Regions from separate parts of the Mus musculus genome. Here region 2 is linked to region 1. A link is a loop called in an ENCODE intact Hi-C map of the cell type or tissue named here. Cell type or tissue: left cerebral cortex. All regions are shown on one strand. Links, peaks and the distances in the headings refer to the core of each region. The heading gives the core; the rest is flanking DNA.

Region 1 (14,812 bases), core at 3,200-11,199:
AGGCAGGAAAGGATGTGCACCTCACAATGAAATATCCAAGAGCTCCAGACCTATTTGGTTGCTCGCTAGACTATGAGCTTCCCCAAAGCTTGCCTTTTGTTTTGGCTCACATCATTCCCCAGCTATTTGCTGGTAGTCACTGAGATAGCCTCATTCTCTTCTGTAAAACATTTTCAAATGTCCTGAGATAGAATAGGGTCTAGTGGGGTGTGCCTATAAACACAGCACTAGAAGGCTGTGGCAGGACTCCTAAGTTCAAAGCCAGCTTGGACATCATGAGGCCCTGTCTCAGAATAACAAAGCCCCGATGGAGTAAGAGGCAGAACAGCAACACACAAACTTGAGAGTCTTGAACAAGTGCAGTGCTGCTGCGTGGGCAGGCTCCCGTCCTTCCGTGAGGATTCACAGCACCCAGGCCAGAGCTCCCCTCCTAAGGGGAGGGGTACTGGAGGGTGAGGGCTCAGCATGTGGTCTTGTGTTCATTCTCACCCACAGAGCAGAGAGGAACCTTGGGAGTCATCTTTGCCAGCATCATCTTCCTTTCTGCGCTGTTGTTGTTTCTGGGACTTCACAGACAGCAAGGTGAGTTTGTAGATCAACCTACTCTCAGGTATCTGCCCACCCAAACCAGGGATGAAGTCCAGTGTGCTGAGTTCCAGATGTTTCTACCATACCCCCAACATCTGCTTTTGGAATTATCCCTATTGAAAACAATCTTGTTCCGTTTTTCTCTCAGCTTCTTCATCAAGGTCCACCAGGCCTATGAGGCATTCTGGGTAGCCGCCTGCCTGCCTCCGAATACAAAGTAAAGTACTCCACATCCTGGCTACTTAAAGGACCCCGTGTGAGGTGTGGGGCTGAGCTGGGCCTGAAGGTGCCAGCACATTGGGAGTGCAGTACTGGCCCTGGACTGTACAAGTCTCTGCTTTCTGTGCTATTGAGAAGAGAGCCCTGGGCTGATGAAAAGGGACAGGACAAGAGGATGGCAGAATTATCAAAGTGGAAGCTAACACCATCTATGTGAGGTATTAAGAAATCGGGGGTGGGGGCTGGTGAGATGGCTCAGTGGGTAAGAGCACCCGACTGCTCTTCCGAAGATCTGGAGTTCAAATCCCAGCAACCACATGGTGGCTCACAACCATCTGTAACGAGATCTGACTCCCTCTTCTGGAGTGTCTGAAGACAGCTACAGTGTACTTACATATAATAAATAAATAAATCTAATAAAAAAGAAAAAAAAAGAAATCGGGGGTGGGGGGACACACAGGGGAGGGTTACCTAAAAAGGGCTTTCCTTCTCAAAGGAGAAAGGGAAGGAGGAATGGGGGTGGGTCTTCATGCAGAGGTACTAGAAGGAGAGAGGGAACTGATATTGGAATGTAAAATGAGTAAATGAAAAAAAAGTCAGATGTAAAAAAATTCTCTTAGAAAAAGGATCAAAGTGAGGGAAGCGGGAGAGGCTGTGACCACTCATGAATGCCAACACTGTCAAAATAAAAACATGCTGTGACTACAGCGCACTTTCTTCTCTCTCTCCCTGTTGGTTCCAAAACATTCCTAGCTGCTCCAACTCCCAACTCGTTGTTTCAAGGTACGAAGCAGAGGCCCTGGGCTACATCTGCACCGTTACATCATCAGATATTAGGGTTCTGACCCTTCAGACAGCTGCCAGGAGTTTTGGGAGAGTTATACAACACTCCCTCAGCTGCACGAGAGCTTCCTTGTGCTCACTGCTATGAAATACCTTATGGATACAGTGCATCCGAGCCTATAAAGACCATGAATTATGATGTCTGTTATCAAAAGTAAAGTGGGGGGCTAGAGAGATAGCAACCCGTGGATAGGAGCGCTGGTAGATTTTCTACACAACCTGGATTTGGTTCCCAGAACCACATGGTAGCTCACAACCATCTGTAACTAATTCCAGGAGTCTAACGCCCTCTTCTGTCTTCCTAAAGCACCAGACATGCATGTAGTACTCACACATACATGCTAGAAAAACAGGTATATGCATAAAATAAAAACAAATGCATCTTTAAAAATATCTGTGCATGAGTGTGCCTGTGTGTATGTGTACCACACGCACCCAGATGCCTGCAGAGGTCAGACGGGGCCCTGGATCCCCTGGAACTGTAGCTACCTACAGGTGTTAGTGGCCATGTGGGTGCTGCAAACGAGACCTAGGTCCTCTGAGAGTTCTCTTTAGTAGATCTATTTATCTTACCATTTTATGTGTGTTGAGTGTTTTGTGTGCAAGTGTGTATGTACACCACCTGTGTGCCTGGTACCAGGAGAGAGTGTCAGATCCCCGGGGACACACAGAGGGCTGGGGTCGGGGTGGGAGGTTGTGATCCTCCATATAGCTGCTATAAATTGGACCCAGGTCCTCTGCAGAAGTAACAAGTGCTCTTCACTGCTGAACCAACTCTCCAGCCCTAAATTAAGATTTTAAAAATTAAGTTGTGAATGATGGTGCATGCTTTAATCCCAGCACTCAGGCAGCAGAGGCAGGGGGATCTCTCTGAGTTTGATGACAGCCTGGTCTACAGAGTACATTCCAAGGCAGCCAGGGCAACAAAGAGAAACCTTGTCTCGTGGGTGGGGGGAAGGTTTTCTGGGTTTAGAAGCTAGTTTTTGCAGACATTAGGAACAGACCAATGTCTTAAAAGGAGGTGGGGGAAGGGCTGCAGAGATGGCCCCGTGGCTGGGGCACTGGTTGCTCTGGGGAGGATCTGGATGCCAGGCACACACATGTTGTAAATACATACATGCAAACACTCACACGCATACAATAAACAGAACTAGATCTTGAAGTGAACTTGCTATTTCAGAAGAATTAGTATGGAGAATCTACTTACAAGGCAAGCACAATGGGGCACACTGGAAACCCTGTCTTGAAAAACTAAAGAAAATAGAAATGAAGCTGAAGAGGGGAACAAATCATGCATGAGGACCAAGGAGGTACGGGCTGGAAGCCTCCCCCAAGAGGTGACAAGCAGGTGGAGAGGCCTGGGAGGGGCTGAGAAAGCCTGCAGCTGTCTGCTAGCATTTGGTGCCCACTCAGCTTCCTGTCAGCACTTCCTCTCACCAGCACCTGCAAGCCTGGCTGTTTCAGGTATGAAGGCTAAGACACAGACCACTTCCGCTGCCAACACAGAGACTTTAATCTCCAGGAAGAACAAAGAATACACACATCAGCCCTTCTGGCCTAGAGCCAACATAGGACACCACCTTCCTCTCCCCCTCCCCAGCACAGCCCAAACAACAATCAAGTCAATGTTGTGGTAGGAATTTGTATTTTTCGCCTTTGTTGAGAATACATGAGATTGGTAAATATGTCACATGCCTTTGGTGGAAGTACAACTCTTACTACTATACATAAACTGTGAGACTGGGTTAGGAAAGAGACAGAGGTAATGACAGACACGATGGAAGCCCCACATCATCCCATGGCAAACAAAGAGGAGATGTGGGAAGCTTGGCTTCAACTGACTGCAAAGTCCCAGGGTTAGCTGCATATTTGCTCATGCACATGGGTGGTGGGAGGGAGAGAAGACTGCAGAGACACAGAAGGGGGTTCAGGGTGAGGTGAGATAGAAAGTAGAAGGACTAACACCCCCAGAAGAACGAATGCCAACTACACCTAAGCCTTAGATGGACAGAAACCCAGGAAATAATTCCCGTGCTGGGGCTGGGTGGGCCAACAGGGAACATACGCTCCAGGCTTGGGACACACCAAGGACAGTGTTGCTTCTTCTCCAGAGATGGCTCCCTGCACTAGGCAAAGGGAAGCCCAGAGCAGAGTGGAGACCTTCGGGGGACATTGGGAGGCTACACTGACTGCTTTCTTCCAGCTCTTCAGCCCTGCCCTGAGGCAGCACGAAGGGAAGGTGGAAAATGGGCCAAGGGAAAGGAAGGATCGATGGCTCTGCAGAACGAAAGGCTGCTGCGTGGGAAGTGGACCCCCGGCCTAGCACGGCCCTGCCTCCTCCAGTTTGTGGACCAGAGCACAGAAGGAATAGAGGTCTGAGAACATTGCCCTCCTCTTCCCACCCTGCCCTCCACCCGCCGGGCACCTGGCTTTGTCCCATGCGGGATCCTATCATGACACTAGAAGAAGCCCCCGAGACAGACTGTGCAGCTCCTATCCTCGGCTCCAACAAACACAGCATGCAAAGGGAGTGAAAGACAGGAGGCAATGCAGAATGGATGGGCACAGCGGCTGCAGGGAGAACTAACGGAAGAGTGGCAGGCAGCTGCGGATGCGAGGCCCATGCCGCACAGCAGCGCAACGGCACACCAACACAGCCTGGACCCTCCTATCCAAAACTGAGCTGCGGGATCAGTGGACTTCTCTAACTCTGGAAAGGCCCTCCTGCCTCCCCCCGTGTTACATACAGGGTAGTGTGGAGGAAAGTGTTCTGTGGCAGCCTGGGAGTCTTGCCATGCAGCTCTCATTTCTCGTGATCAACAACAAGGGAGGGACAGGCCTTTCATTAGTGAGATGGCAAGAAGCACACTCCTGAAAGCTTGTTATTTTCCAAGCCCCTGATTCCCTGAAATTATTTGGTGCCTTCATGAATAACATCAAATGCTTCAGGTGACATGAAGAGAAGCATGTGGGATGGCTTCTAGGAGAAGGTAAGAGTGTCCTGGTGTTTTTACAACCAGAAAGTACGCCTTTCCTAGGCCTACAGAGAACAAAGCGAGCGAAAGGCTGTAAAGTTCCCCACAGACACAGAAAATCCTGTACTGACATGTAAAGAGTAGCTACAAAATACAAGTCTGACTTTTTCTAAAAGGGATTTGAAGTTGGTCTTTAAACAGACCTCTGGGACCAAAGGCAGGCCTGGTATGGGAGAAAAGTTTCAAATAAGGACAACAGTTCCCAACTAATATATACATATACATGTGCATGTACATATACATGTGCATATACACATGCACTGGCAGCAAGCTACTACTTCCCAACTATTCTTGCTCCCCTCCTGCCAAAGGCCAGCCTTTCTTGGAGACACCATGGACACAAATACCCTTCTCCTCCCCTCAGCTATGCTAACTTCTCAGACACTTCACCTCTGCCATTCCCGGCCCCCTCCTTCCCTTTGGCCACAACTCTTTTAAGCTCCAGGCACACGATAAATGGGTAAGGAGGAGGTGCCAGCCGTTGTCTTCGGGTAGTGACTTCAGGACTGGACCACGAGCAGCATTTCTAGTTTTGAGGAAGGGTGCAAATGAACGCAACAGTAAAGGAAGGGTCATGGAGAAGCCTGGGCCAGGATGGAGAACGGAGGATGGAGGAGTTTGTTGAGAAAGCAAACAGAGGGGAAGAGACATGAGCTTGGGTGGCAATGGAGAACAGGGAAGGGATGGCACATTCTCAAGTAAAAAAGTAGACTGGACACAGGAACCAGCAAGTCCCAGACGGAGAAGGAAAAAAGAGACAGGAGAGAACAAGAGGGCAAGTTACAGCACATCACCAGACATTCAGGTCTCTCAGTAACAGGCACCCCAGCCCCAAGGTCTCCCTTGGACCCAAGCTAGTGGCAAACAGCTCAACCCACCTCCTCAGCAGAAGGGGCAATCTCCCACAATCCTTTGCAGGGGGGCGGCTTGTCCATCAAGGAATGTCCTTGTTTTTGCCCTTCCTCCCTCCCAAACCAGACGACGATCCCCCAGTAGCCGTCTCCATACCTCTGCAGAGCGGCCCCACTCCCCAGGCAGGCAGGCAGGCAGGCAGGCAGGGCTGGGAGAAGTCTCCAGGACCTTCCCACCTCTTCACCCCATCAGCGACCTCAGCGATACTTACTTACAATCACTACCACGATGATGGCACAGATAGCTCCCAGCATGATCATCATCTGAGGAGACAGATGGGGACAGAGCATGAGCCCTTGCACTCAGAGATGGGACCACCCACAGGCCTCTGCCTCTTGTACGGTCACAACCTCAGGAGCATAGGACCTGCAGCCTCATGTTGTTTACTTCCTGTTGCCTGTTTGTTTTTTTCTCTTGGAATTCCAATGGATGGGCAAACTTTGTGAAGTACCTGCTCAGGCTACAGAAGTTGTGGATGTTTAAATACATATACTGAGCCAGTGTATGGCTGCTGGGTGTCTGAGGAAAGAGCCAGGTGAGACTTTCTGCAGAAGATACTAAATGAGAAAGAGCTACCTCACTAGTCTAAATTCTGAGTTCCTCTACCTAGGGCTTTCTTAGTGGTTCTGTTACTCTAGCCTACCCTGGTGGCCAACACAGGTACTACATATCAAGGAGGCTTCCAGATTTCAGAGGAAAGAAAATGAGAAGTTAATGGCTCTCTTGCCTCCTGAGAGGGGAGCGAGGCAGGAAAAGCTGGAGGGGGCAGGGAATCTCACCTTGCAGTTTTTCCACCAGTACTTCCTTTTTAGCTTGGCAGCACTGCTCTCAAATTGTGATGCTCCGGCCTGCAAGGCGTCAGCCCGGTCATCCAGCTCTGACAACTTCTGGTCCCTCTCCAAGACCTTGTCCACATTCACACGCATGATGTCCACCACCTAAGGAGATTGCAGAAATAAAGACGCTGAGATTTCCCCCCTAGAGACCGAGAAAATGAATAATGCCTGGGAGATCACAAGCCAAGGCCTTTGGATCCATGGCACGCTTTGCCCCACCCCACCCCCTGAGCCTCTCCCCTATAAAAAAGAGGAAGATGGGTAAACCGATCCTTGACTTAGACACTCTCACGGAGGGTGCCAGGCGCCTACCTCCTCCACTTGTGCCTGGGTCTGCTGTAACCGCCTGTTACTGGTCATGTTGGGAGGAGGACCAGGAGGACCCCCACCAGGGGCAGCTCCTTCTGTCCCTTCAGCAGGCGGTTGAGCTGGAGCAGACCTGTGGAGAGAGGCAAACAGTACACAACGTAACTGAGACAAGAAAAGAATCCTATGCATCCTCACCTCACACCACCAAAGCAAATGCTGATTGAAAACGGAAGGCATTTTAGCTCCTCAGCCACCCCCAAGTACTGAGAGGCAAACTCAGACACATCCTCTGGCACAATGGCCATAGGGACAAATATGCCAGCCTTGACCTAGATGGAATTTGCCTGGCCACTACAAGCTCCTCACATGAAATAAGATGGGACAACCCAATCCAGGGGAAGAGAAATTTGTAGAAAACATTAAATCGTAAGGCCACGTGAATCTGAAGTGTGAATATGAAAGGGGCAAGTCGACGGTCCTGCTTGGGGCAGGGTCTGGTTCCCGGTTGGGCTTCACACTGTAGTTGGAACATCACGGCTGCTGCAAAGACAGTTTGGAGAATCACCAAAAGCAAAGTCTGTATAGGTGGAGTGAATCCAAGCCGGTTGTTCTGTTCTTGGCAGAGAAGCCAGGAGTTTCATTTAAAATGAATCTGAGACCTAAAACAATTATACTAGTCGTTCCGAAAAGCACAGACCAGAAATAAAAATGCTAGAAACAGTCCTCAGTGTACACACAGCAGACACTCTGTCCATTCATCTTCAGACTGGGCGATGTCTCAGGATAGTTACCCAGTCCCGTGTCAGATAAGGAAGCTTGAACTACACTGCTGTGAGTTCAAGTCTCTCCACCAGCACCGCTGAGGGCAAAGCGTTCCCACGGCCTTAGAAGGGAATAATCCAGAGTGGGTTTGGTTTGGTTTGGTTTGTGTTTCGGGTGTTTTGTTTTGAGATGAGGTCTCACGAAGCCCTGGGTGTCCTGGAACTCTCTATGTAGACCAGGCTAGCCTGAAATACAGATCTATCTGCCTCTGCCTCCCCATCTGCTGGGGTTAAAGCAACGGTGGGGCCTGAAGATGAACTCCTCTCTGACAGTCACCAGCTAACGAGTTCCCAGAGTTAAACCCACAGAAGCAAGGTAAAGAGAGAAAGCTAAAATTTGATGGGGAATAGAAATTTCTTAAGTGCTAAAAAAAAAAAAAATCTTTGCTAGAAAAGTCCAAGAATAAGTACAGTAAAGGTTAAGCCACCAGAAAGTTGCTAAAAAAAAAGTAAATTCCTTGATTAATTACAACAGAACCAAGATGCAGAATCTCTTTTTCCATAACTAAGGGAAATGTTCTAGACACGATGTAATAACCCCAACCGCTTCTCGGCCTTTTGGCTAAGATCAAGATGTAGAAGCCCCTCAGAAAGACTCTATTAGCAGATTACACCAGCTTCTTCCACTTAAAGGGCCGCTTTCCCATTTCCTTCCTAAACATAGAGGAATCTGCAAAGCCATGGGAGCCACAGGATCTGCACTGCTACTGAGCTAGCTAAGCAATCTAGTTCTAGACCAGAGGGAGGGATTTCAATGAGTTGGTAGCAGCTAGTGTTGGAAGGTGTCCAGGATGGTGGCACCAATGACAAGATTAAGGTCAGAGACCTCGTGATTCCCTGCTAGCCACCATGCTTTCTCAACCTCCTTCCAAACATCACACATGAAACTACCTGCAGCCAGTCAACTAAGAAGGACCCCTCCCCTCCCCTAAACATCTAGATCTATGGGCTTGTAAAAACTGCACAGAATGTTAATGCAGAGAACGGATAAAATGGCTGTGAAGCTTTGGAGAACTCACTTTATTTACTATTTGTGGCAGGTAGAAACACTCCACCCTAACCTATTCAGGGAGTTATAACCCTTATGTAATACAAAATCCTGCCCCCCTTTTGCCAATAGAGGCAACACAAGCAGAGTGTAGTGGTGCACACCTTTAATCCCAGCACTTGGAAGCCAGGGGCAGGTGGATCTCTGAGTTCAAGGCCAGCCTTGTCTATAGAGGGAATTCTGAGACAGCCAGGGGTACACAGAGAAACCCTATATGGAAAAGCCAAACAAAGAAGGGGGATAGAGAGAGCGAGGAAGAGGGAGAGAGAGAGGAAGAGGGAGAGAGAGAGGAAGAGGGAACAAACACAAATAAATCTAGCACCAGGCAAGAGATTCAGATAATAAATGAAAAGAAAGAAAATTCTTCATTGTGTGTATGTGATCCTAAAGGGAAGTTCTTAATTTATCTGGCCACAGAAGGGGATGATGCCAAAAAGAGCTAAAGGCTAAACTATGTGTTTTGGATAAAATGAAGAATTCACTGTTCTCCCTATTTCTCCTCCAATATTTATTTGGCTAGGACTTGATCACTGGAAATCGCCTTAGCATAAACAGCTGCATTAAGATTTCATACCACTGTCCCCTGAGACTTTCTGAGCTACTCGCAAGGCGCCACAGAACTAGCAAGTTAAGTTTCTGCAGCTTTGCTCACAGCCATGAGGCAGGTACATCACACTCTGGGTGAGGGGCATGCATAACGCAGAGACTGCGGGCACTCCAAGTCAAGAATGGACAGGAACACCTATAAGTCTTCCCAGAGGCTTTAAGAGTCTGTCAAACAAGAAAGGGTCTCCGAGTTTCCTGTCTGAATCTATACCTCCCCCACTTTTTCCCCTTTGGGGTTCCACGATACAAAGACAAGAGGGGAGGGTGCGGTGTACGTGGGACCCCCGCGCCCTCGCCCTGCCATGGAGTGCCAGCTGCAGTTGGTGCGGGATGGAGCGCTGCCCGCAGTCCGGGGTGGCCCGGTCTGGGGGCGGCGCGAGCTGGTGGTTCCCGGCGTCGCCGCAGCTGCTGCAATGCGCCATTTCCCGTCCCGCAGAGTCGGACACTGCGGGGGAGAGTCGGTAAAGAGGTGTCGAGGACCCTAGAGCAGAGTCAACTCACATTTTTCTGAAAGAGGAAGTGGAGGTCCGTCCCCTCTCTGGAGAATGCAACGAGACGGGCAGGGAGACACTGCGGCTGAAGCAGACGGAACTGTCGAGCGCCGCCTCACACGAAACACCCGGAACTCTAACTGCGGTGGAACTTACTGCAGGTGCAGGGCCGGCTCTCGGCTTTATTAGACATGACCACGCCTCTCGGATGATGTCAAAACCTCCAGGTCCAATCCTCGTGAGAAATGGCCTGCTAGTCCCGCCCCCACAACTACAGCAATTACCATTGTCCTCTTATTTCTATTTCTTCACTGACCAATACAAAAGTGGCTTGCTTAAAGTCCAGCTCAAACTCTGTCTCCGCCGCTGAGTTAGACCTTTTATGGTGCCTACCAGCCAATCGCTGAGCTGGAGACTGCTGTCATTCTTACCGCTCCCGCCCACAGCACCTGGCAGAAGGAAACCCAAGTGACTTAGACGCTGGAATCCAACTGGCTGCGAGGTTCAGCAGTGAATGCATATTCATGAAGTCCTTGGCCACAGGACCACCCCGTCACCATCCCTGCCTGAGACCATAAAACCCACATTCTTCATTCTTCTCTTCCCTATCACGAACTTCATCCCTAAACCTGTTAACACAGCGACTTAGTTAACCCAGCCCAGAAACCTGAACTAAAGTAGACTTCCCTATTTTATGTTTATGCTTTGTTTTGTTTTTTGAGACCTCTCTCTATAGATAGATAGATAGATAGATAGATAGATAGATAGATAGATAGATAGATATAGATATATACATATATACAGATATATAGATACACACACACATATATATGTGTGTATATATATATATATACACACATATATGTATATATATATACACACACATTATGCGTATGTATGTGTGTGTGTGTATATATATATATATATATATATATATATATATATATATACACACACACACACATATGTATATATATATTATGGTACAAGTTTCTGCCTGCATCTATGCATGCTTGGGTGCCCTTGGAGGCCAGAGGAGGGTTATTCCCTAGATGGTTTTGAGTATATGTGAGTGCTGGGAACCAAACCCTCTGCAAAAGCAATATGCTCCCTCCACCACTGAGCCATCTCTCTCCAGCCCCAGCCCTTTCCTCTTTACTCCTCCTCCAAAATCTAAGTAGAATCAATTTTTCCTTCTCAATACTTAAAGACGTTTCTTCTCTCTTCCAGTAGAATCCCTTTCCTAGACATCAGTTGTAAAATTCAACATTATTTTATGCTTCACAGCTTTAAAGGAATCTATAGCTGTGGTTGCGTTTTCCTAGCCTTAGAATTCTTATTTTACATTTAGTGGAAGCTTAGGTTTTGGATGCAGTGTAAATGTTTATATCTTAGGCATCCATGCAAAAGGAAAGAGAACATAGTAACATTAATAGGACAGTTACAACTTGACGTTCAGAGACTCTTTTCCCAGCAGAAACAGAGGCTTGTGTAGTCCAGGCTGGCTTCAAACATGAAATGTAGTCAAGAATGACCTTGAAATTCTGGTCCTCCTACTTCTGCCTCCTGAATGCTAGGACTGCAGAAGTTTACCACCATGCCCAGTTTTCTGCAGCGCTGGTCAGCGTACTCTGTTCCTTTTGCATGCTAGGCATTCACTCTGCCAACTGAGCTCCATCCCCATCCCCCAGAGACTAACTCTCAGGCAATCATGTGTTTCACTCAGATGTCCACATGTTGGTGTCCTGTGTGCAAGCGTTTACGTCTTTGGAGATGCATGCAGCATTTCATTACTGGACAGGACATACTCCTTTTCTCCCTCTGGAACTTCCTTTCAAGGGCCTGGCATTCATTCTGCAAGTTGTGACATTTTGATGTTCATGAGCAGGTATGACAAATACAGTGTGGGTAGAGCCTGACTAAGCTACAGCAAAATTTCTGCCAAATGGCAAAAGAAAGACGGAACGGAAAAGGGGGGACAATTCTAGATTCAAGCCTGTGTCCAGTCTTGTTACCGGGTACCTACCTAATTACCACAAATGCCATTCACGGCTATTTTTCTTCTCTAAACTTGTTACTTTAGATCTGACCCCTGCCCTGTTTTTTATTCTGTTGCACTTTACAATTGATGATTTTGGTTTTGATTTTGGATTTCAAGACACGGTTTCTCTGTGTAGTCCTGGGTGTTCTGGAACTCGCTTTGTAAAGCAGGCTGACTTCATACTCAGAGATCCGCCTGCCTCTGCCTCCTGAGTGCTGGGATTAAATGTGGGCATTACTGCTGCCCGCTTTTAGATCATTTTGCCTCATGGCAGGTATGACTTGGTTTGGTTTTCTGCCGTATTCCCACCTCAGCCCCCCCAGCCCCCGCCAAGTGCTGGGATGACACTGAATAGGAATTTTAAAAGTATGTTCATGAGCTGATGAGAAAGAAAACATGGACTAAAGGTCAAACAAGTGAAAGCTGACATCTGGAGAGGCAGCTGAGCATTGCTCTTGAGCGTGGTGGCCTCGTGGGGTAGCAGCATAGCATAGGAAACAGCATGATGGTCTTACTCAAAGTTCAATCCCTAACAGAAAGCCCCTACATAAAGTTGGAATCCCTATATTGGCAACTAAGGGAGTTTTTAAAGTACTGGCCCCCGCATGCTCTTCAATTGAAATTATTTACAAACTAGGTGGCTGCTGAAGCTCTCTTTGTCCTTTTAAATATTTGAATTCATAACCTTGAACTGTGTTTTTAATACTTTGCCTGAAATCCTTGTTTTATTCACTTCTGAGAGCCTTAGCATCTTTTCTTCCTAAAATCATCCTGGCAAGAATCTCCAAGTGGTCTGGCATTGACAGTGGCACCCAGCACCAGCAAGAGCAATGCAGACCTCCCTGGTAAGCTCCTCTTCAGTGGAGGCCTTGGGGAATTTCCACAGAGACAGTTCCAAGAGAAATAAATTGTGGTCATATGCTGAAAACAAATCAGGGAAGAAATGCCAAGAAACAGAGAGACAGAGACACGAATTAAGGAAATTAAAAAGCCATGCCAAGTAGTTCAACGTCTGAGTAATAAAGAATATGAAAAGGGGGAAATTGGGATGTATGGGAAAAGGAAATGTGTGGGCAGGGAATTAATTATCCTGAACTAAATGAGCTTGTCCAGACCAACTTGTGGGTTCTAGCTACCACAATGACAGAAAAAGAATAGCATTAAATTAGACACATCTTTCTGTAATCTCAGAACAGGAGAGCAAAACAGGAGGTTTTGAAATCTTTCAACAAGAGAATAAACATGGGACAGGAGGGAGAACAGCACCATCAGTGCAGGCGAATAGTGCAGCAGCGCCTAAAGAGCTTTCAGGGGCTAGAGAGGCTCGACAGGATGAGAACCGTCTGCTCTTCCAGGAGACCCAGGTTTGCTTCCCAGCTGGCAAATGGTGCCTCACAACCATTTTTAACTCCAGTTCCAGTGGATCTGGAGCCCTCACACACACACACACACACACACACACACACACACACACACACACACAAAAATAAATAAATATTTTTAACCTGGGCAAAATGATTATTAACCTAGAATTTTATATCATCTCAAATATTAATAAAGGTGAGGGGGAACCAGGGCTCTGATGTCATCTACCTGTAATTTCACCACACAGAAGAGAATGGAGAAGAGGATCACTTGAGGCTAGAAGATCAACTCCTAACAAGACCCAGTCTCAAAAAAAGGTGGAACTAAAGATGTCATTCAGATAATGTAGGGAGTCAGAAATGTTACCATCTCCCCTGTCGAAACAGTCCACTGTGTGATGGGCTCTGGAAAATAGGAGAGAGACAGGCGACAGTTCTAAGGCATGGAACGGAGGGTCGTAACAAAATGCTTGAAATGGAAACCGTACTAAGGATCAAGATACAACCTGCCCTGACTAGATTAGAAGAAGGAAGCCGGGGGTGGTGGCACACGCCTTTAATCCCAGTGCTTGGGAGGCAGAGGCAGGTGGATTTCTGAGTTCAAGTCTATAAAGTCTATTTCTGAGTTCAAGCCTGGTCTATAAAGTGAGTTCCAGGACAGCCAGGGCTAGACAGAGAAACCCTGTCTCAAAAACAAAACAAACAAAACAAAAAAACAAAAAACAAAAACAAAAGAAGGAGAAGAAGAAAGGAGAAGGAGGAGGAGGAGGAAGAGGAAGAGGAGAAGAAGAAGAAGGAAGAGGAGGAGGAGGAGGTAAGCCCTCAGTATACAGTCTTCAGGCAAGGCATTAATGCAATATCTGACATGCTTAGGCATTTGGAAACTGTCTTGGTTAGTTTTCTATTACTATGAGGAAACACCATGACCGAGGCAAGTTGTAAAAGAAAGCGTTTAGCTTGGGTAGCCACGGACCATCATGGCCCATCATGGCAGGGAACATAGCTACAGGCTGGCTAGAGTTTATATCTGGTCCCACAAACCTGAGGCAGAGAGAGTGAGAGAGCTTACCTGAGGCAGAGAGTGAGAGAGCTCAGTAAGAATGGTGGGGATTTAGAAACTCCAAAGCTCACCCCCAGTGACACACCTCCTCCAGCAGGGCCACAGCTTCAAACAGTTCTTACAGAGTTCCACCAACTGATGACCAAGACTTAAAACCTATCGGGACCATTCTCATGTAAACCACCAGAGAAACTAAGGCAAGTGTTTCACAGATCTAATTGGGTATAACTTAGGGATAAATAGTATGGTTTTTTTGTTTTGTTTTGTTTAGTTTTAAGTTTCAATGATGTATTGCTTTTCTCATATATGTGTGTGCGTGTTATTTATTTATTTTATGCATATGAGTATACTGTAACTGTCTTCAGATGCACCAGAAGAAGGCATCAGATCCCATTACAGACAGTTGTAAGCCACCGTATGGTTGCTGGGAATTGAACTCAGGACCTCTGGAACAGTAGTCAGTGCTCTTAACCACTGAGCCATCTATCTAGCCCATGTTGTTTTTCTTTTTCTTTTTTTCTTTTTTTCTTTTTTTCCATGTTGATTTTCTTTACTGTTATTTTATGTGTATGTTTTGCTGGAACTTGTGTCTATCTACGCATGAATACAGTGCCTGTAAAGGCCAGAAGAGGGAGCCTG
Region 2 (14,812 bases), core at 3,463-11,462, 74 kb after region 1:
AAAGTTGTGTTTATCAACTACGGAAGAACTGGGTTTGCTTTAGTTTTGAAGTCTTTCTCATTAGAGGACTCAACTGAACCCAATTCTAGCTGCGAGGAAGATGAGAGGCGTGTCTTTACTATGGGAGAGCTAGAATCACATCCAGATCTGGAAGGCCGCTGAAGGAAGAGACTAAAACGGGGGTGGGGGCGGGGAGGTGGGGGCGAAAGGGGACAAGAAACAGAAAGGAAGAAGGCATCTCTTTGGAAGGGCCCAGTGGCTCAAGACTGAGAGCGGGGTGGCTTAGACACAGGGACTGGGACAATAAGCTTGCGTGAGGTCACACTAACCAGCTTCTTCTACGGAGAAAGCAAGAGAAAAGATGAGAGGAACAGAGAGAAGAGAAGCAGACAGAGAGGGGGGAGGGGGAGATGGAGTTAGACATGGCTTCCAAAACCTCTCTCCTGAGGCTGTTCCTTGCCTCCCAGCCTAGTCCCACCAAGGGCCCCAGGTGACGAGATGTGTCCCAGGGTGAAGGGCAGCGGGACCTGAGATCCAGGCCAGCCATGATAGGAGCGTCTCTCCCTTGCCCAGCCCCGCCCGAGGGGGCGGCCAGCAGGCCTCTCACCTGGAACATCTGGATCATATCCTCACAGTTGCGCTGCTGGGCCAAGTCACAGAGCTTGGCCGTGATGTCAATGCGGCGGCAGATGTCCATGTCGACTTTCATGGCCTTTTCCTGGATCTTGGTGTCCAGCTCTGTCAGATTCTGTACCGGGAACATCAGGAGCAGTGAGGAGACACCCAGTACCCCCGCTGGAACCAATAAAACCACAGCAAAATCCTCATCCTTCCAAGTACACCACTGTCACCTCCTCCACGAAGCCCTGACCTGCTGGATGAAGCATCCCTTTTCTCAGGGGCCCATCCGACCACATTGGCGCATCCATCAGGAGCCTCATGAAACTCACACCCAGCCACATAGACCTGGGAGGGCTCCGCCTAGTCTGGGACGAGCAGGGCCTCCATTAAACCAACAACAGTTCTTTATATCCTCCTGAATGTAAATCTCCAGAGATGAAAGAGACAGCCAGGGAGTGGTGGTACATGCCTTCCATCCCAGCACTAGGGTAGCAGGCAGGGGCCGCTCTAAGAGTTCAAGGCTAGCCCGGCGGTGGTGGCGGACGCCTTTAATCCCAGCACTTGGGAGGAAGAGGCAGGTGGATTTCTGAGTTCGAGGCCAGCCTGGTCTACAAAGTGAGTTCCAGGACTGCCAGGGCTACACAGAGAAACCCTGTCTCGAAAAAAACGAACAAAAACAAAACAAAACAAGAGTTCAAGGCCAGCCTGCGCTATAGAGCAAGTTCAAGACAGCCAGGGCTGTTATACAGAGTAAGACTGCTTTGAAAAACTAGGGGGTGCCGGGCAGTGGTGGCGTACGCTTTTAATCCCAGCACTTGAGAGGCAGAGGCAGGTGGATTTCTGTCTGAGTTTGAGGCCAGCCTAGTCTACAAAGTGAGTTCCTGGACAGCCAGGGCTACACAGAGAAATCCTGTCTAGAAAAAAAAAAAAGAAAGAAAAGAAAAGAAAAAGAAGAACCAGGGGGTTTGGGGTTGGGGAGAGATAATAAATGACACTTGTCTCACTGTCTAGCAGTACACACCAGCCAGGGGCATCATCTGCTTCAAGGCGACCTTGAGATGTCCTTCCTCCTGCGCTTTTCCACATTCCACAGATGAAGCAAAGAGGTTTGGTGGGGAAGGAAGAGCTTTAAGGCCAGACAGCTATTGAGTGGCAGAATTCACACCTGGGCCTAGGCAGCCGGCTCCAGAGCTGTGCACGTTCCCATTTTGTTTTATTTTTTTATTTTATTTTTTATTTTTTTTAAGATTTATTTATTATTATTATTCATAAGTACACTGTAGCTGTCTTCAGACACACCAGAAGAGGGCATCAGATCTCATTATGGATGGTTGTGAGCCACCATGTGGTTGCTGGGATTTGAACTCAGGATCTTTGGAAGAGCAGTCAGTGCTCTTACCTGCTGAGCCATCTCACCAGCCCCCATTTTATTTTTTTAAACATAGCTGATGCTGGACTTGAACCCCTCAGCTTTCTGATGGTTCTGGCTCCACCTCCCGAGGGCTGGGATTAAGGTGTGAGCTGCCAGAGAGTCTGCTTCCGCTAATGGCTTGGACCAACCATGAGGCTGAGCCTCCTCCTTTACAACAGGGCAACAATGGAGACCGTGGGGAAGAGCAAAGCCCAGGGAGGAAGGGAAGGGGCGAGGACCAGGGGGAGGAGGGCAGGAACTCACATTACTCATGAGCCCCTTGAAGACCACCAGCTCTGCCTTCAGCTGCTCAACCTTCATGGCTAGCTCCTCTTGGCAGGCATCGGCCTCTTGGGCCTCCTACAGCCAGGAGACGGGGACATGATGTCAGTGTGGGAAAAGCCATGGGGTGGGGACAGGGATGCAGGGGCTGTGGGGTGGCTGCCCTCACCTCCTGGAGCTCAGTCACTCGCTCTTGTAGCTGTATCCGAACCGTGTATTCCTCTTCCCACCTGACAGACATTGGGAAGGGGAGAGAACACAGCCTAGAGTCCCTCCTGCCGTGACAGTGACAGCTCCTGTCCCTCCCTCCGTCTCAGGCCCAGGCTTCAGACCTCAGGTCTGGTTCCCTAGATGGGAACTGGTTGAAGCAAGAATTTACAGGCGGCCGGCCAGGGGGCAGCTGCAGCTGTTGAATGGCTCCACACTTCCTGGCAAGGGCTGAGCTCACCAACTGCCTGCCCAGAACCTCCGGACCACGTACCAAGAACTATATTTAAAAACAACTGCTACCACTTGGGCCTCTGCAGTACCCATCCCCACACCGGCCCGGTTCCGCCAGCTGTCTGGCTGGTCTCATCCCCCACCTCCTGCCCACACACCAATCCACCATGTCCCCCCTATGACCCAGTCTCCCACCTTCAGTGGCACAGATCCGGTCTCCCGCTCCTGCCCGCACAGACCAGAGCTTGTTAGGCTGTGCCCTGCCTCCTGTGAAAGCATCTGCAGGACACAGGCTGGGTCAAGAGCTGCTCAGCAGCCTGGCTGGGAGCAAAGTCCTTCCCCACCCAGCCCCTTGAAGTGAGCTCTAAGAAGGTCACAGGGCTGGCGTGATGTCCCCCCAGCAGCGTGAAAAAAGTGGGCACGGGAAGCTAGCTATTGCTGAATAACCGCACGCAGGGGAAAGGGAACCGTGAGTGGGTGAGAAGGCACGGCCAAGCTGTACAGCATCTCTCACCCAGAGCTCAGACCCACACTGTCAGCAGGCCGAAGGCACTTGCTATGGAGCAGTGACTATGGGGCGCTCGCTACCCAGGGCTAGGTGCACATTCCATCGTCATGGAGATGGAAGCTGGGGTGCTGCTTGACCATGCAGGTTCAGCACCCAAGGCAATGCCTGTGTGCGTGATCTCATCACTTCCGCCTGCACTCTGCCTGCACAGGCTTCTTCTGGCCTCAGAAAGGAGGGCAACGGAGCTGAAGAAGAAGACTCGAAATGAGACCCATGGAGAGGAGGCAGCCGAGGACAGCCTCTGCAGTCAGGAGGACTAAGCTCTCGGGCCCCTTCTCTCCTTGCTCCTGCCCCTCCCTCGCCCTCTCGGGTTCTATGACTCTCCCATGTCCAGCACCTACAGCCGCACTGCAGTGTTCCTAATAATAACTCCAGGCAGCCAGGGGAAGAGGCAGCCAGCCTAGCCACCACCCTGCAGCTGACCATGCAGCTCAGCTGTGGCCCTCCCTCACACCCTCTTATCCTGTTTCCTGCCAGCCCTGCACTCCCCCTCGCCTGCTTCTCCCTCTGTTCCAGCAGTGACAGAGTCTGATAACCTCACGTTACACGTTTTCTTACATGAGACCTTTGTCTTTGCTAGGCTCTGGTTTCTTCCTCTACAAGTATGGGATGTGGCATCCTGTGTGCCTAGAGTCTGTGAGTCTCTAGAGGAAAAGCCCATAGGATAGACAAGAGGTTACGACCCTGGCCAAGACGCGTCAGGGATGAACTTGATAAATCCCAGTGAAACACGAGCAAGTTTAAGGCAAGATGATGCTTAATGAGATGGCTCATACAGGGAAAGAAATCTGAATTATCTAGATGCCCGCAGTGGTCTCCAGCCAGGTACCGATGGGTGCAGTGTGGCCTGCATTCAAATCTCAGTTTGTTTGTTTTTTTTGCAAGGTTCCCATAACTTGGGTAGAATCTGGGCAAATTTCATAATTACTACATTTACCAAAGGCTTCGCCTGCAAATAAATCCTATATTTGAGTTGAAGGGAAAGAGCAAGGAGCATCCTTATTACTGGAAAAACTGAGCCCCAAGAAAAATATCACCCAGGCAAAGGAGCTAAAGACAGGAGCTAGGGGGTGGCGGGGCCTCCATCCCGCCCAGTTTAATAATCAAGCTCTGCATGCCATCCAGGCTAACGGAGTGGGGTGTGGGGGCACGGTGTGAGGAGCTCAGAAGGAGGGAGGGGGCACTGGGGTGGAAGGGCGAGTGTCGTGTACCATGCAATCCTAGCCGCGGGCCCTCTGCACGACCCTGTGCTGCAGTGATGAGCTAACCAGTCCCCAAGGATAACTCTTTGCTGCCCAAGACAGCTGCACCAAGGACAAACAGTCTCTGTTTTAAAAGATGGCTTGGAGAGGAGCAGCTGTTCCTAGGACTAGAGCAGAACTCCAGAACTGTCCATGCTCCACTGGCTGTTAAGCCCTTCAGGGGAGAAGGCAGGTGCGGGCAGGCCCTGGGCGGTGCCTAGAGGCTGGGATAACTAAAAACCCAAAGACATGGGCCACAGTCATGGAAGCCAGGGTGAGGATTGAACTTCAGGAAGCCTGCTGATGCATGCGATCTGGGGGATGCTAAGAGATCACCAACCCTTGAAGGTCACCCAGAGCCTACAAAGTGTTTCCAGGGCCTCCAAATAGTCCTCACACACGGCTATAACCAGATAGCGATCCCTGCCACCTTGGCCTGCACACACAGACCAGGCTATCCCCCAAAGGGTCACATTAGGTAAGACACTGGAGCCTCCAAATCTGGGCTTCCCCTCTGACCGCCACCAACTTCCTCCTCAACCAGGGCCTGGTCAGCCTTGAGAAAACTCTCTCTGCCTGTGGCCCTGTCCTGTTGCCTGGTTACCAGCCATCCAGGGAGTCCTCCTGGTAAACAGCCAGCACTCCAATGTGACATCCCTTCCTCTTAACTCTTATGTTAACCTGCTGGGGACAGGGTTCCTCTCAGAAAGCCAAACCTTCACCCTCAGAACACACAGTGCTGGTCCTGAGATAGCCGATCTGTATCTCTGTAGGGCGTGCCCATGTCCCAACTTTTTTTTTTTACTTGGTTCTGGTTGGAGATTCTTCTGATAGAGCGCCCCCACCAGCTTTATGACAGCCATCCCTTCTCCTTGTCCTAGGAGACCCCATACCCTTTCTCTCTTTTCCTGTGTGTTTTGACTGTTCCAAGCAATATCTTTAGCTTCCGGAGTCCTTGAGCCTCTTGTATGGAACCAGGGTGAGACCTGGCTTCTGGGGACATGCCTTAGAGGAGGCCCTGGGCAGGCACAGTCGCCCTTCACTACCTCCTTCCAACTTCACTTAATTTGCCTCCAGAATTAAAGCCGCATCCTTCACCCCATATGTGGAGTTTATGTCCTGAAATTGCCCCCAAGGTCTGAAGCTGGCCCGACAACCAAGACCCACAGATGCAGAGCTCTCTCGGATGTCTCCCTTTCATACCACACAACACCCCACAGTTAGCAGAGTCACGCAGACACTGCAGCCTGCATAAGACAGGGAGACATGCCAGAAGAAAGCATCAGTTCCCAGTGTTCTAGAAGGCTTCGAGCCACCAGTCTGACTTGAGAACTGTCTGTGGATTCTGGGGTCCCTGCAACCAAATCTTTCCCTGCTCCTCACTTTTCATCATCACAGGAAGTTCAACTCTTGTTAACACGATTCTTGCCCTCCGCCCCCCACCCCCCGCCCCCCACTTCTCCGTTCTAGGAACCCTCACTAACTAACTCCCTGCCCCTGTCGTGTCTGTGTGGGGCATGTCTTGAACCCTGTCCCTACCTTCGCTTGTACTCGTCCCGCTCCCGCTTCACTTTGGCCAGCACGTTGTACAGGGCACGGATCTCAGGGGTGATGGTGTCGATCTGGACGCCCACCCCGTCAGGGTGTACCCACGACAGGCCAGGCCCTTGCACCAGCGTGGGTTCCAGTCCTGGTCCAAGCCGGCGGGCGTGAGAGAAGGACCAGATGGTGCCAGGCATGAAGCGGGTCGACGAGGAGAAGGCAGTGGATGTGGAAGTGGAGGATGATGTGTGGCAGGCGGCAGAGGATGCTAAGGGTCCAGCTGGCGAGCGGGAGGGCGAGCCCAGCACCCGCGCTGATGGGGGGCACACGGCGGCCGGCCGGGAGCTCAGGGGCAGCCCCAGGGGCCGGATCGGGCTGATGAAGCCGGTCTGTACCGCCTGGTCACGGCGGGCCAGGCCCCGCCTGCCCTGCTTACCCTCCTCTAGAGCCTGCTGCAGCTGTTTCTCCAGCAGCCGATTTCGGCGCTCTAGCTCGTGCACCTTGGCTAGGAAGCAGCGAAACCGGAGGTTCAGGGTCTTCAGTACGTTGATGTTGGAGCCTAGGTCGTTGCGGAGAGCCATGGCTGCGGGGGGCGCCGGACCAGGCCCCGGAGGCGAATAGGCAGAGGGGCCGGCCGAGGCAAGCGGAGCCGAGGCTAAGTCCCCTCCCCCGGCAAAGTGGTCACCTCCCAGAGGGTCCCCCAGCGGCCCGGCCAAGCCTTGCTGCTCCTGCTGTAGGAGGAAGAGGTTGGGACCAAATAACGGATTCATGGCTGCGCCTTCTGCCGGGAGAAGGAGACCAGTGCAGCAGAGGGTGAGGAGAAGAGCCAATGAGATGCTTGTGGGATACGAGTGACCAATCAGATAGCCCGGCAGGAGGGCAAAGGTCATAAGGGAGGGAGCAGAGGGGGCCAATGAAAGGCCCTCATTAGGGCATCAGCGCTGAACCTTTCCCGGGTCTGAGGCCCCATGAGTGGGGTCAACCCCGGCAGGAGCCAGACTAGCCCTTCCCGGGGAGCCACAGCCTAAGATTCTGACTGTAGGCACAGGACCTCTGGCTCTTTAGAGACAGTCTTCCCTACTGCCCTCTCTTCTACCTGGTACCCTGGGTCGGACTCCTTTACTTTTTCCCATGAAGACTAAGAAATGGAGGGAGAAATTTACCATTTGAATAGTCATTTGAATAGTGCACAACTGTCTCTCCCCAGAGAAACCCAGGCCCACTTTCCTACAAACCGCCAGTACCCAGTCCCCTCAAAAAACACAACAGCAACTAGGAGTGGTAATATGTATATTAAATTTCATATGTATGCACAGGGGGAGGCCAGCCTTGCATCAGGATCTAAAAGTTCCAACCCAGAGACAATGTCAAGTTTCCAAGTCCATTTAAGACAACAGAGGCTGGCTGTTGCCCTTTGTCATTGATTTCCTCCTTTTTGCTGGTGGGGGCCTGGTGGAACTGTGGGGAGACACAAAGGGGGCTGAGGGTCCCTTGGAAACAGCATCTTCTTTCAGGGGAGCAGCTCCATTAGCAGGCTGCTGTGCTAACTGCTGCTTTCCTTTCTGTTTCTTTTTGGCTTCCCCAAGGGATGGAGCACAGTCCTTAGGCCTTGGGGCAGCACGGATTTCAGAGGGAGTCGGCACAGGAGGTGTTCTCGAGTCCTCAACCCTGGAAGGGGCGCTCGGCTTTGGGACAGCAGCCTCCTTAGAGGGCTTCCACTTAGGTCCCCGCTGCTTCAGCTTCTCAGACCTCTTTCGTTTGCTGTTCACGTCAGCATTCCCAGCAGACTGACTGGGCCTGGTAGACACTTGGGCATCTGGGACAGAAGGTTCAGTGGACAAGCCTGGCCCTTTGGCGATGCCGTTCAACTTCTGGAAGGGCTTCTTGGAATGTGGCTGTCTCAGCAACTGCTGCTTTGCCTTCACAGCCCCACGGGCTTTCTTGGTGGGCTGACTACCGTTCTCAGACTTTGGGGTGACCTGATCCTTCAGGTCAGGCTCTGTAGGGGTAGCTGCTGCCGAGTTTCCTGAGGTAAAAATTAAACAGATGGCTTGATCATTAAGAAACAAGGCAGGCAGATTTCTGAGTGAGGCCAGCCTGGTCTACAAAGTGAGGTCCGGGACAGCCAGGGCTATACAGAGAAACCCTGTCTCAAAAAACAAACAAACAAAAACCAAGGCAGTTGCCAGGCAGTGGTGGTGGCACAGCCTTTAATCCCAGCAATTAGGAGGTAGGGCCAGATGGATCCGAGTTCCAGGCCAGCCTTGTCAACAGAGCCAGTCCCAGGAGAGCCAGGACTACATAGAAAAACCCGGTCTTCAAACACCAAAATCCAGGCTGGTGAGATGGCTCAGTGGGTAAGAGTACCTGACTGCTCTTCTGAAGGTCCGAAGTTCAAATCCCAGCAACCACATGGTGGCTCACAACCATCTGTAATGAGATTTGACTCCCTCTTCTGGAGTGTCTGAAGACAGCTACAGTGTATTTACATATAATAATAATAATAATAATAAAAAACCTGGCAAAAAAACAAAAAAAAACCCACCAAAATCCAAAGAAACAATAACGAAGGCCCACACCTTAGGATAGTGCCCAAAAACTGACTACTCACACTAGTTCATGGTTTTTACTGAAACTATTTGCCCCACACGTTTTAAGGGATTACTACTCTTCTTGTCAGGTTTTCAGAGGAAGCTGCTCCCTCAGGAGGGCAGTATATAACAAGACATTCTAAGGAGTAAGTCCCAGGCTCTAAAGCAAGCCTAAAGCACTTGCTCGCTTGTCCTATCTCAGACTGTCATGCAATGTGGGGAACCTAGCTAGTATCAATGAGAACATCATCAAATATGGACTTCACTTATATCAAAACTTGCTTTTTCCTGGGTTTTTCTGAGACAAGGTCTTGCTATGTAGCCTAGGTGGTCTTGGACTTACTACATAGAGACCAGCCTGGCTTCAAACTCAAAAGATGCCTTTGCCTCTTAAAATGTGCTGTTTAAGGTTTTTGCACTGTGCAGAGCACCTACCTGGCAATGTTCTAAGTCTGCAGCTACTGAAAACAAAATCAGCCGGGCGTGGTGGCGCATGCCTTTAATCCCAGCACTCGGGAGGCAGAGGCAGGCGGATTTCTGCGTTTGAGGCCAGCCTGGTCTACAGAGTGAGTTCCAGGACAGCCAGGGCTACACAGAGAAACCCTGTCTCGAAAAACCAAACCAAAAAAACCCAAAAAACAAAAACCAAGCCAGAAACTACCCACTCTACTCAGGCCCTCTTCTCCTCCCTTCCGACTAACCCAAGGCAGGCAGAGCTCTGTTTCAGAACACCCCGCCCTCCCGAGCTGCAGGCCAACAGGAGGATGCCTGAGGAAACAAATTGCACAGCCACAAGCTCCATGACCTGCCAGAGCTCTGCAGTTTGTCAATCCAGTGCAGAGATGCTGGGCCAGCAGAGCCAAGAATCAAAAGCAAGCACAGCCTGCAGTGGGAATGCACTTGGGCTCTTGGTAGAAGTATGTGACGCGTCCCCCTCAACCCGCACAGTCGAGGCTCAGGGCTCAGGAACAACTGCAGCTGAGAGGATAGGGTCTTTCCTCCAAGTGCAGTGGCTGAGGGGAACACCAAGCTCCCCTCTCCCTGCCATGCTGTACCCTCTGCTCTCCACACTGCAAAGTGTGTGTGTGTGTGTGTGGGGGGGGGGGGGGGGGGAGGACACGACATCTAGCTACTGCCAATCCAAGTGAAAACAAAAACCCAGAAGGCAGAACTGCAGGCTGATCCCAGGTGTCTGTGGTCCAGACAGTTTAACTAAAAGAGAAAAGTAGGGTGTGTGTGTGTTGTGAGGAGTAGAGCATGAAGTCCCAGTCTTATCTCAGGAGTACCTGGCAACTGATTGCAGCTGGGGGTGTAGTCAGGTTTCCTAAGGGATGGATGGGAGGCTGTCAGGTTACTCACACTCCAGTAGATGGTCCCACATCCATCCACATAGCCAACACTCAATGGACTCACTGGGAGGGAAAGTGGTGGTAGTGGGAAATTTTAAACAACATTTCTTTAAAGAGTAGCGATGGTGAGGTGAAAACAGCAGGTAATGGTGTCTGCCATCAAGCCCAAACTTGATCAGACTACGTGGTGGAAGGTGACAACTCCCAAATTATTCTGAGCTCCATGTGTTTTCTGATAGGTGTGCTGGTGCGTACGCACGCACACACACGCGTATACACACACACACACACACACGCACACGCACACGCACACGATACAACATAAGCGAGTCAGGTGGAGAGCAGAGGCCAATGGCTGAGGTTGAGCTATAGCTCTCTCACACGCATATGAACACAACTCTACCACATACATACATGTATCACACTGCATACACAACGGACACATGCATCACGCTGTACACACATGCATTCATGTATCATCACACTGCATACACATGCACCATGCTGCATATAGCACACGCGCACACACACTAAAAAGACAGAGAGCCAAGGAGGTGGTGGTAGGGAAGAGCAGAGCAGATTACCTGCATGGGGCTGGGGAATAGAATTGGAAAATTTCTTGAACTTGGCGATAAAGAAACCGTCCATATTGTGAGTGTGAGGGTAGAAGCGCCGGGTGGAACGCAGAGTGGGGTGAAAGCGCCTTGCTTGGAAGCGGGTAAAACCTTCCTGGCCGAAGTCCAGGCCGGTGGGCACCAGCCGCACATTCCTCTTCTTCAAGGCATAGTCTACCACCCACTCGTTCTCTTCCACCTGGATGTGGAAAGGACAAATAGGAAGGATGGCCGTGCAGGTGGAGCTGAGAGAGCTCTCAGAGTCCAGTGCCCTCCACAGCAGCCTCCGCCATCTGCCCCCGCAGAGGTCTCACCGTAATGGAACAGGTGCAGTAGACCAGGTAGCCTCCGGTCTTGGAGGCAGCGTTCACTGAGTCGATAGCACTGAGCAGCAGTTCCTTCTGAAGGTGGGCACAGCGCTGGATGTCTTTCTCATCCTGCCCAAGAGACCAGGAGTGAGGGACTTCATGAGACAGCCTGAGGAACGGAGCGGCTGCCTACGGGGTCTTCTCTGATCATGACACTCCAGCCCCACAAGATCAGCCAAAGCCTCTCAAGCGGCCCCAGGCCCAGGCCCAGGCCCAGGCCCTCACCTTGTTCGTCTTCACAGCAGGGTCTTTGGAGATGACTCCTGTGCCACTACAAGGAGCATCCAGTAGCACTCGATCAAAGCCCCCTACCACCTGTGGAAAGGAGCCGTCAACCTGATGCTTGCTGCAAGCAATACTTCTAATTTCATAAGGACAGCACAACACAGTGATGTCACCAAGGGCAAGCCTCAGAAAGACAAGAGCCCACCTTGGGGAACTGGCGCCCATCATAGTGGCTGATGATGGTGTTGGTGACTCCCAAGCGGTGCAGGTTGCCCACCACGCTCTTGAGCCGGTCTGCATTGGCATCGTTGGCAAGGATCACTCCTGTGTTCTTCATCAGCTGAGCTAGGGGCAGGGAGCAGGGAGTGCCAGCCAGCTCAGCAGCACTTCCTCTGCCTCACACCCACTACCTCCTCCCCAGCCCAATCCCATCCCTCCAAGGCCAACTCCTTTCTGCCCAGACAGCCAGTACTAAGTCCATCCACATGGCTTCCCCTTCTGCTAACCATCTTTCTGGTCCCCGTCTCACCCCCCACCCCCACCCCCAGTTTAGGGAGAACAAAATCAGAAGTCAACCAAGGCCAGGCACAGGTTAAATGACAGAGCTGAACTTGGAGCCTAGATTGCAGAAACTGCCCCTCCCTTTCTGCGAGGGGCATTGTGCATGCTAGGTCTGTGCACGCTAAAGCAAACTGCTCTGCCACTCTGCCACAGCCCAGCCCCCTTGCCTAACTCCCCAATTTTAAACTCCAGGTTTCTGGCTCAGTCTCCTGCTCTTCCATTTCCTAGAAGAGGCTTAGCTTCCTGTTCCAACTGCCCCTCCCTTTCTGTGAGGTGACGGCATACCAAACTGGATCACCTTTAAGGTGTCACCAATCTAGATTCTTTCTGAAGTACAGGCAGACGCCTGCACCCGGCCTGCCCTTTGCATACCTATGTAGCTGGTCTTCCCCCCAGGAGCACAGCACATGTCTAAGATCCGCTCATGCTCCTGAGGTGCCAGGGCCATGACGGGCAACATACTGGAAGCTCCCTGCAGCATATAGTGTCCAGCGAGGTACTCAGGGGTAGCGCCTGTGAAGGAGGGCCATGGTGTGACATGCTGGCAGAGGGAAGGGACAGAAGGGCTAGCTACCAGCTGGGGACACTTACCAATAGGCACTGAAGAATCATATACCACAAGTCCAGACTTTGACCACTTCCCCAGTGGATCCAGATTAACCCCACGATTGATCAGAGCCTGAGAATAAGGAGGGAGATGTCAAAACCATGATATTCTACCCCCAAGACAGCCATGCGGGAGAACCTGGTCCATTGCACTGCAGCTCCAAGCACAGCTCTCATGACAGCCAGCAGATTCACCTGGCAGATCTTGCCCCCTTATACCATCCATATGCCATCTGCCTACAGTGCGTGCGTGGAACCCAAGGCCTTGTAAAGCCTGAACAAAGGGTCGACCACTGAGCCACTCTAGCCCGTCCTCCAAGACCCTTGTTTTGACATGGGGTATAGCTATGTAGCCTGAGCGGTCTGCCTCAACTTCACAAGTGCTGGGATTAAAAATGTAAACTACCGGATCTAACCACACAGCCCAATTGGGCATCGCGTCTAGAGCTAGGATACAGGAAGAACTGCTGGGGTACCCCGACGTGTGTCAGTGGGTAGAGTGCTTGCCCAGCATGTGCGCTCACTCCCCAGCAGTGCATAAAACTAGGCACAATGGCACATGCTTGTGCCCAGTATTCCAATGGCACATGCTTGTGCCCAGCATTCCAATGGCACATGCCTGTAGCCCAGCATTCCAATGGCACATGCTTGTGCCCCAGCATTCCAGAGGCACATGCTTGTAGCCCAGCATTCCAGAGGCACATGCTTGTGCCCCAGCATTCCAGAGGCACATGCTTGTAGCCCAGCATTCCAATGGCACATGCCTGTAGCCCAGCATTCCAGAGGCAAACCCAGGAAGACCAGAAGTTCAGTGGTAACCTGTACTACAAAGCAAGCTTTAGGTCAGCCTGGCTTCATGAGACCTGCCTCAAAACCTGAAGGAAACAAAACGTTTAATCTCAGCCCCTGGAAGGTAGAGGCCGGTGATCTCTGTAAGTTCAAGGCCAGCAAGGGCTTACATAGTGAGATTGGCTCAAAAACAAAACATGAAACTACAATACGCAGGGCTGGAGATGGCTTAGCCCCGTCCCTGTGGCAGGGGTTCTGGACTGGATGCCAGCACCTAAATAGTGGCTCACAACAATCCATAGCTCCCACACACTCACACGGTGAATACTCATAAATAAAACACGTAAAATAAGCTCAGTACAACAATAAAAAACAAACAGTATGTGCACTGGCTGGTTGTGTGTGTCACCTTGACACAAGCTGGAAGTGGGGAGGGCCCACTGTACGTGGTGCCAACCCTGGGCTGGTTGGTAGTCTTGGGTTCTATAAGAAAGCAAGCCAGTAAGTAACATCCCTCCATGGCCTCTGCATCAGCTCCTGCTTCCTGACCTGCTTTAGTTCCAGTCCTGACTTCCTTGGTAATGAACAGCAGTATGGAAGTGTAAGCTGAATAAACCCTTTCCTCCCCAACTGCTTCTTGGTCATGATTGTTTGTGCAGGAATAGAAACCCTGACTAAGACAGTATGCAAGGTTAACACTACTGATTTTAGAAGCAAAGTCTTTTTTTTTGTTTTGTTTTTTTGAGACAGGGTTTCTCTGTATAGCCCTGGCTGTCCTGGAACTCACTCTGTAGACCAGGCTGGCCTCGAACTCAGAAATTCGCCTGCCTCTGCCTCCCGAGTGCTGGGATTAAAGGCATGCGCCACCACTGCCTGGCTAGAAGCAAAGTCTTTAACCTGGGGCTCCCGAATCCTTGTGTAAGAATAAAATCTTACTCTTGTGTGTTTTTTATGTTTTCCTGGGGCGAGCATCGTTTCTCGGCTTCCTGGTGCCCTCCCTCCAATCCCCTAGGTCGCAGTTCTTCCCCACGCTGGTGCCGCATCCCAGGCGCAGGCAGCACAGAGGCACACAGATCGCAGGCCTGGGGGCCAGGCTTGGAACAAGGCACTCTCAGGTCTGAAGAACACACCCAGCTACAACTGGGCAGGGTGATTCACGGGTGAGCCAGAGTCCAGTTCTGAATTAAAAGGACACTGACCTGAGCAAGGTCTCGGCGACGGGTTTTCAAGGTGTTGGTCCGAAGGGTGATTGGCCGGGGCACCTCATTAGCTTCTAAGAACTCGATCAACTGCGATGGAGACAGTGCATCAGGGCTGAGCCAAGAGCCCATGAGCTCAGCACACAGTGTGAGCGGGTAAACGGCATCACAGCCGTACAAAGGGAAGGGAAGCGGAAGCAGCAGCTGCCGGTACCTCAGACAGAGGGAACAGCTCCATGAGCTTGCTCAGCAGGAAGTCTCCATAAGAATAGTAAGTGGCCAGGTCCTTCTGAAGCCGACTTAGATACTCAGCTCGAGACCGGCCCTCTTCTCGCTGAGCTCCGAAATCCCGCAGCACTCCCACGATGTCCTGGATCCGCTTGTGAACTCGCTGCAGGTCTGGA

The links. Peaks named below come from ENCODE experiments on the same cell type or tissue, not always from the same donor. Only the 100,000 strongest peaks of a DNase experiment are listed, where the experiment ranks them.
Region 2: a loop joins it to region 1, with 2.1 times the contacts of the local background. A loop is called at or near these places in 3 of 42 quality-filtered maps.

The regions. Positions count from the first base shown.
Region 1 is chr6:125,210,634-125,225,445 of GRCm38, reverse strand. It overlaps Vamp1 (vesicle-associated membrane protein 1), which reads right to left and starts at 9,865. Exons shown (of 5, transcript NM_009496.3): 1 at 9,719-9,865; 2 at 6,746-6,872; 3 at 6,377-6,535; 4 at 5,809-5,860; 5 at 3,140-5,396. The coding sequence starts at 9,720. The coding sequence ends at 5,380. Tapbpl (TAP binding protein-like) reads left to right here. Exons shown (of 7, transcript NM_145391.2): 6 at 496-582; 7 at 737-1,241. The coding sequence ends at 780. In left cerebral cortex, for the core only: CTCF peaks have their summits at 6,243, 9,601 and 9,804; DNase peaks (open chromatin) are centred at 7,361, 8,386, 8,684, 10,001 and 1 more place; H3K4me3 peaks cover 2,619 bases; H3K27ac peaks cover 1,367 bases.
Region 2 is chr6:125,137,321-125,152,132 of GRCm38, reverse strand. It overlaps Nop2 (NOP2 nucleolar protein), which reads right to left. Exons shown (of 16, transcript NM_138747.2): 8 at 14,623-14,812; 9 at 14,409-14,498; 10 at 12,406-12,493; 11 at 12,187-12,327; 12 at 11,459-11,598; 13 at 11,254-11,343; 14 at 10,975-11,097; 15 at 10,631-10,859; 16 at 7,380-8,132. The coding sequence ends at 7,492. Iffo1 (intermediate filament family orphan 1) reads right to left here and starts at 6,909. Exons shown (of 9, transcript NM_001302779.1): 1 at 6,104-6,909; 2 at 2,484-2,544; 3 at 2,297-2,392; 4 at 608-748. The coding sequence starts at 6,876. In left cerebral cortex, for the core only: CTCF peaks have their summits at 5,421, 6,689 and 6,889; DNase peaks (open chromatin) are centred at 5,173, 5,817, 6,318, 6,931 and 2 more places; H3K4me3 peaks cover 3,831 bases; H3K27ac peaks cover 4,063 bases.